Linked DNA regions of Homo sapiens: region 2 is linked to region 1. A link is an interaction called in ENCODE POLR2A ChIA-PET data of the cell type or tissue named here. Cell type or tissue: HepG2. All regions are shown on one strand. Region 1 overlaps PIK3C3 (phosphatidylinositol 3-kinase catalytic subunit type 3). Region 2 overlaps LINC00907 (long intergenic non-protein coding RNA 907).

Region 1 (4,000 bases):
TCATCTTTACTATTAAATATGGCCATATGTTGATACATATATTTCACTTGACTAAACATGTTTATCAGAATGACCATCCAACGTATTTATGACCATAATCCACTGAGCCAGGGCAAAAGACCCTTACTTATTTTTGCATTTCCATATAACAATGAAATGCACTCTCAAATTTGATGATGAGTAGTTTATAGAAATATTTTGCTTTATCGTTAGGATTAAGCATAATTCATGTATATCCAGTTACATGAAAATTTTAGGTCAGAATTAACTGTTGCAACACAGGTGAATCAGTATTCTATAGAGATAGCTAAACTTGAAACAAAGTAAATAGTGACAAAAACTAACTGTAATTTATAATTTAAAAATGGGAATAGTAAGTAGGTCTGGATTGAACAACTCAGCTGCACTGATGTACAGTGATGTTATTTTTCAAAATTGTAGGAATTTCGCTTGTCTTCATATGCACATTATCGGTAGTTTAGTACCCTTGAGTGGCAGGTAGATTTCTACGAATCACATGTTAGAGAACCTAAGTGTACTAAGTTCTCATATGTTCTCAGGGTATTGTACTTAGTTTCTCTTTAGGAATATCAAATTTAATATCCCTCAGTAAGTCACTTAGTTATTTTTCAATGGGGAGTCTGTAGTCATTTTTGAAATTGCATGTATTGTGGCAGTTTTAGAGCAGTGCTACTTAAAGTGTGATCTGTGGACCCACAGTATTGACTTTACCTGGGAGCTTGTTTGTATTACAGAATCTTGGGCCTTACCCGACTTCTGTGATCAGAATCTTCATTCTAACAGGATTTTCAGGTGATTCTTATGTTCATCAATACACTAGAGTTTAGAGAAGGCTTCTCAACCTTTGGTGTGCATAGTAATTTTTGAAAGCTTGTTAAAATGGAATTGTGGCTGCTGCCCCTAAAAATTCTGATTCAGTAGGACTGAAGTAAGGCTGAAGAGTTTACATATTTAATAAGCTTTCAAGTGATAGTGATACTGCCAGTCTGTGGGATCACATTTTGTGTAGCAATGCTCTAGATCAAGGGTGAGTAAGACTTTTCTCTAAAGCTTTGCAGATAGTAAATATTTTAGGCTTTTCAAGTCAGATGATCTGTGTAACCATTCAACCCTGCCATTGTAATGCTTAAACCAGTGTGTAAATGAATGAGTATGACTGTGTTCAAATAAACTTTACAAAAACTGAGGGGAACCAGATTTGACCATCAGGCTGTAGTTTATTCTCCCTTCATCTAGATACCCTTTAAGTCCTCCTCAGTGGACCACTAAATGTTATCATTGCATTTAGCTGCAGTTAACATAATGTACCTATAGTGATTTAATCATAAGAGTTTATTTTCTCTTTTGTGACAAAACTAGTTATAAGAAATTGCTGTTGTTCTAACTATTTAAGGTGATTAGGACCAGGTGAAGGCTCTGTGTTTCTCTGTGATTCTCTTGCCCTTTTCCTTATGGTCTGCAACTACAGTCATCATGTCGCAATCTAGACAGGAAGGAGAAAAGGCCTAAAGGGCTAACCTCCTAGCTGAGTCAGCCGCTTGCTTAAAACTGCTTTCCTTGCATCTATATTTGCTTACATTTCATTGGACACAAATCCCAGCCCAGTGACTTTGAACAATACTATTAATTCTTGGAGCCTGAAGTTTTTCATTTGAAGGATGGTTATCTACTTAACTGGCATCATTAAACAGGTTAGAAATGATGAATATGATATGCCTAGCTAAGAGCCTAGTCTTCAGTACATTGTAACTGTGATTATTATTAATTAATACTATTTTTCCAATAATTATGCCATTGCTTAAGTTGCTTTTGGACTTCTGGAATGGCCTTCAGAACCTAAGTCAAATGAACTTTATTATTTATTGAATTTGAACAGGGTTATAAGTTCATTAACAGGTGGTCCCATCTTGTTTTTACACATGGGCTGAAATAAACAGGTTTTTGTAAATATTGCTATAGTTTTATATGTTTACAAGTTGTGTTTGTTGTCAGGTTATTAATGGTAGAAATAAACATAGTTAAAAAAACAAACTCCAAAAGGGTGCTATTTGCTAAATTCTGTTTAAGTAGTTTCAATAAATGCTAAATTTCCAGACTTTTTTTAGAATAAAAAGATAACAGAATACAGCTAGAGCCAATGTCTTTGCCTTTAGCCTTGATCATGTAATTTTTCTTAATGCTTTAGAAGATTATTGTGTTAACTTCATAAATGTCTTTACCACTCAAATGAATGCATTTGGTTTTCTATCTGCTTCCATTTCAAGATTATTTTTCCACAGACTTAAAAAACAATTTAACCCTGCATTTACTTATGTTATCTTACAGATAACATGGTTACGAGTTATGGGATAATTGACGGTTGACTTTTAACTGTGTCCAATTTGATATTAGAATTGCTAGGCCCATGTTATAATTTAAGGTCTCCTGAACCTAACTTAAGTTTTGATGCAAGTGACTTTTGTAATTTAACAGAATTCTACAAGATTTTCTCTTTTAAATAGTACTTTGAGTTTCAAGTGACAGACATGAAGATTGCATATTTGAGAATTCAGATGAGAAACCAGAGACATTAGAAAACAAATTGATATTAAAGTTGCACAAACTGCTTTTATATTCAGTAGAATGTATAACCTGGTTTGCATTTGTTTTCACATATTTTTTTTAACTGTTACTGCAGCTGGATATTGCGTGATCACCTATATACTTGGAGTTGGAGACAGGCACCTGGATAACCTTTTGCTAACAAAAACAGGTAACAATTAATGACTACCAGTAGACATACATTGTATATGCCCATGGTTTTTACCCCTGAATCTATGTACTAACAAGATAAGTTGCGGCCTGGCGCGGTGGCTCACGCCCGTAATCCCAGCACTTTGGGAGGCCAAGGCGGGTGGATCACCTGAGGTTGGGAGTTCGAGACCAGCCTGACCAACATGGAGAAACCCCGTCTCTACTAAACACACAAAATTTGCCGGGCGTGGTGGTACATGCCTGTAATCCCAACTACTCAGGAGGCTGAGGCAGGAGAATCGCTTGAACCCGGGAGGCGGAGGTTGCAGTGAGCCGAGATTGCACCATTGCACTGCAGACTAGGCAACAAGATCAAAACGCCATCTTAGAAAAAAAAAAAAAAAAAGATGAGTTGCGTAATTGAAGATAAATCAGAGAGTCTTAAAAATTCCTTTAAATGTTACCTTGGAAGAACATTTAGGGAAAGTCCTTTCCCTTTTAAGAATTGCTTTAGTAGTAATCCTACAGATGGTCATTTTGCCCACACTTCTGTACTGGAAAATGCCTCTTTTTATGGAAAGCCAATAATGGATACAAGTAGCTTAGTCTCTTACTGTATAGCTCTAGTTAGATTGTTAAAATGTCCTTTCTCTTACAAAGTGTGCTTAATTCACTTTAATATCTACCTTTAATTATTTGCTTTTCCCCTTGGAGTTCTATGGGATAATCATTCTCAGTCCCCTTTGTCCTGACAACTCTTTAGCCCTATGTATTTATCTTTATGCAGACAGCTTCCAGACTTACAGCTTTTTACCTCAGTCCATTTCATTAACTTCAAATTGAAATATCGAACTGCTTACTTGAAATTGTCATTATATATGGCCAGTTGTAAAAGGTTGTCCTTTCCTCTACTACCTGCCTAAAACCTGTTTCTCACCTCATTTTTCCATTTCAATAGATAGCAACATCACCTACCCAGTTGTTCAAGCTCTAGACCTCAAAGTCATTCTTAACATGTCTCTTGGCCTCATCTCATATACTGAACCTATTAGCAAATCTTGTCTACTCCTCAACTCCAAAATAGATCATGAAGTTACCCACTGTCTTCATTTTTACTACTTTGACCCCACTTGAAGCAAACAATATATGTTGCCTAAACAATTTGAATGAAACCTGAACCCTTTATTGGGGCCTTGTGGCTTGTCCAGGCAGGCCATTTGTCTGAATGTCAAACCACTCCTGCCTC
Region 2 (4,000 bases), 280 kb after region 1:
CCATGCAGGCCAAAAGTAATTTATATTTTGATATGCTCTTTTGTAGTTTACATGCATTACTTATGTGTGTGTTATATTGACTGTTTTCTCTGAAAAATCAGTGTGAGAGGCAGGAATAAGGAAATTGAGTTTTGGAGAAATTGAATAGCTGGTCTATGTTCTCATAATTTGAAATTGACTAGTATCCCCAGCTTCTGATTCTCAGTCCATCTATTTATCCTATCACATCTCCTCTACACTCTTTCAGGTATGTACTGTCAATATGTAATCAAAGTCAGTTTGGGGACATAACGTAAAGGCCAGGAAAGAAACCATGTAGACCCCTATTACTATCTTTTTTCAATATCTGCTTATATACCAGTGTACTCTTTTATTTTCCTTTAAAAAAAGTTCAGTATCTTATGACTCTTATGCTTGACACATACAAAACAATAAAGATTTTAATGAATAAATATATGAATTACAAATTAGACTTCTTAGAAGAGGTGACAGGTGAATGGAGAGATTAGAGTAACTATTAGACCAGTAAAAAAGCAGTATTGTCCCCCATGTGTTATCTCTTGATACCCAATCTATTCGTTCTCTGCCAGATAACAAGCTCAAGAAAGCACTGCCAGACCTCCTAAGGGAATGACTCTTATACACACATCCCTGTGTTCAAGTTATAACACATCTGCCCCAGAAAACTTATGTGACCTGCAGATCCTGGGAGAGCTAAATTTTTTGACATGTGGATCTAAAAAAGCCCTTTACAATTTATTCCACCATGAAACGAACAGTAGATATGAATTCAGAATTTGGACTCTGGCCCAGTTTGTCACATTAAAATATTTTAAAAATTGCCTGGGCATGCTGGCTCATGCCTGTAATCCCAGAACTTTGGGAGGCCAAGACAGGCAGATCACTTGAGCCCAGGAGTAAAAGACCAGCCTAGACAACATGGAGAAACCCCATTAGCCAGGCATGGTGCTGTGTGCCTGTAGTTCCAGCTACTCCAGAGGCTGAAGAGGGAGGATCGCTTGAGCCGGGGAGGCAGAGGTTGCAGTGAGCTGTGACTGCACAACTGCACTCCAGCCTGGGTGACAGAATGAGACCCTGTCTCAAAAAAATAAAAAAAATAAATAAATAAAAGCTAAACAATTAAATTAATATATAAGTAGATATTCATTGTAAAATGTTTCAAGCTATAGATAGATACACACAATAAAATAGTAAAAGGCTTCTCCCTGTTTAAGAAATACCTTATAATATTTCATAGTATAGATGAAATATGACCTACACCATTGTACTTGCCATCATTTTTCTTATGTGGCAAACAATGGAGTAATAGACATTCTTATATATTTGTCTTTGTGTACATTCATAATTATTTTTATAGGACGGATTTCTAGAAGCAGAAGTTCAGGGTCAAAGAATATGTCTGTGAGTAATTTTGATAAAGAATACTAAATTTCCTCCTAAAAAAACTGTATCCCTTTAAAATGTCACTCATTTCTCACACTCTTTTCAACACTGGATTTTGTCTTTAAAATCTTTAAAATTTCTATCAATGTAGCCTAGTCTTCCACAGTAATTTTTCCCAAGACCTTAAACAATCTTTTTGTTTTATCTTGTTAAAAGATTCTGTAAAATGGGCTCATAAATTCTACTTCAGGAGAGTTGTGAAGCTCCAAAAGGGAATCACTGTGTCCTGTCATTGTTGCATATTCTCATGAAAACCCTGGGAAAAATTGCATTTACCAATGCAGCCTAAAGCACTGTTTTTAAACATTAAGAGATAAAATTCTTCCTCATCCAAAACTGTTCATGGGGAATAAATTGCATAGTTTTTCAGAAGTACAAAGGTGTAAACCAAAAATGAAATTCTAGGGCCACCCCCACAAACAATTGAATGGACTGCTTTCCTCAGCCAATGGCATTCCAAAGTTAACCTGAAACACAAGTTCAGGCCATGGTGGGAATGGGTGGTCAGACATGCCTCATTATGCCCTGCACCTTTTGAATTCAGAAACAACTCGTCAGCATTAACATTAAAACAGACCTTAAGATTATCTATTCTCTCTGAAGCTTGTTACCTGGAGGCGTCATCCACATAATAAAAACTTCGGTCGCTACAACCCCTTAGCTTAACGCAGGCACTCCTTTCTATTAATTCGAGGTCTTTATATAAACTCTTTCAACCAACTCCTAATCAGATTTTTTTTTTTTTTTTTTGAGACAGAGTCTTGCTCTGTCGCCCAGGCTGGAGTGTAGTGGAATGATCTCAGTTCACTGCAACCTTCACCCCTCTGGGTTAAAGCTATTCTTGTGCTTCAGCCTCCCAGAAAATTTTTGAATCCACCTATGACCTGGAACCCTCCCACTGACTCCTTGCCTGGCTTCAAGTTGTTCCTTTATTCTGGATGGAACCAATGTACATATTACATATACTGATTGATGTCATATGTCTCCCTAAAATATATAAAACCAAGCTATCACTTGAACACCCTGAGCACATGAACTCAGGACCTTCTATGACTGTGACAGGGGCATGTCCTAAACTTTGGCAAAATGAACTAAATTGATTGAGATCTGTCTTGGATACTTTTGGTTTACAGACCGCTTACATGACTCCATACATGCAATCATCAAATATGGCATAGTGGAGCATGAGGCGGGGCTACAGAACCCATTCAAATTTACTCAGGTTTCTTGGGTGTCCTGCGAATGGGCTCACATTTTCCCTCTGGATTTTTTCAAAGCACTAATGCTGTGAGAGTTCTTCATAGGACCATACGGTCCTCTTTGCAGAATGTAAGAGTAGACTAAAAATACTGATGCTAGATAAATGTTTCCACTTCTTATCTGAAAATATTGACATTATATGACCATAGTCAAAAGCAGGGCACCATTACTTGCTCTAAAATTTAATTTAGGAGACTGTAACCGCCCAATGGGTTTACCTTGCCCACTGCCTAGACAGAGCTGGTTTATCAAGACAGAGAAATTGCAATAGAGAGAGAGCTCATGCAGAGCTGCCTATATGAGAGATCAGAGTTATATTATTACTCAAATCAGTCTCCTTGAAAACTCTAGGATTGGGGGTTTTCAGGATAATTTGGCAGATAGGGGCCGATGAGTCGAGAGTACTGATTGGTCGAGTGGGATATAAAATCACAGGGAACCAAAGCTGTCCTCCTGCTCTGAGTGAATTCCTGGGTCGGGGGCATGAGACCAGATGAGCCAATTTATCAACCTGGGTGGTGCCAGCTGATCCATCAAGTGCAGGGTCTGCGAAATATCTCAAGCACTGATCTTAGGTTTTGTAATAGTGATGTTATTCCCACGAGCAATTTGGGGAAGGTCATAATCTCATAACCCCCAGCTGCATGACTCCTACACCATAATTTCTACTGTTGTGGCTAATTTGTTAGTCCTACAAAGGCAGTATAGTCCCCAGGCAAGAAGGAGGTTTGTTTTGGGAAAGGGTTGTTATTGTCTTTGTTTTAAACTATGAACTATAAACTAAGTTCCTCCCAAAGTTAGTTAGGCCTACACCCAGGAATGAGCAAGGACAGCTTGGAGGTGAGAAGAAAGATAGAGTTAGTTAGGTCAGATCTCTTTCAGTGTCATAATTTTCTCAGTTATAATTTTGCAATGGCAGTTTCAAGACTCCCATGCTACAAAGAATCCTGGCATTCTGCCTCCTCATAGCAAAGGAAGCAGGAAAATAGCTGTTGAAGTACATTTTTAGACTGAATGTGCCAATATTTTAGAGTTTCCGCAGAGGAAATTTTCTAGCAGTGACCTTTGATGTGACACCATGACTCTGACTCTAGCCCATTCTTTGACTGGAATGGACCCAAGGAATACCCTCCCTTTTTGCCTATTGAAGAGGCTAAGCAGGAGATGGGTGCTTTTCATGTTAGCCAGTCAAGAGATATTTATAGAGGTCTGCTTTGTGACCAATCCTGTGCTACATGGGGTTGCGGAGAATAGTCTCTGTCCCAGACTATTTTGC

The links. ChIA-PET counts read pairs that join two places held together with the same protein. Peaks named below come from ENCODE experiments on the same cell type or tissue, not always from the same donor. Only the 100,000 strongest peaks of a DNase experiment are listed, where the experiment ranks them.
Region 2: POLR2A ChIA-PET joins it to region 1 with 6 read pairs; 3 of 35 experiments call an interaction of 5 or more read pairs at or near these places.

The regions. Positions count from the first base shown.
Region 1 is chr18:42,046,833-42,050,832 of GRCh38, forward strand. It overlaps PIK3C3 (phosphatidylinositol 3-kinase catalytic subunit type 3), which reads left to right. Exons shown (of 25, transcript NM_002647.4): 21 at 2,699-2,773. Among named protein-coding and RNA genes, the nearest start is that of PIK3C3, 94 kb to the left of the region's middle. In HepG2, no CTCF peak of the experiment used is centred here; a DNase peak (open chromatin) is centred at 1,539.
Region 2 is chr18:42,323,236-42,327,235 of GRCh38, forward strand. All of the region lies in intron 3 of LINC00907 (long intergenic non-protein coding RNA 907), which reads left to right. Among named protein-coding and RNA genes, the nearest start is that of LINC00907, 140 kb to the left of the region's middle. In HepG2, no CTCF peak of the experiment used is centred here; no DNase peak of the experiment used is centred here.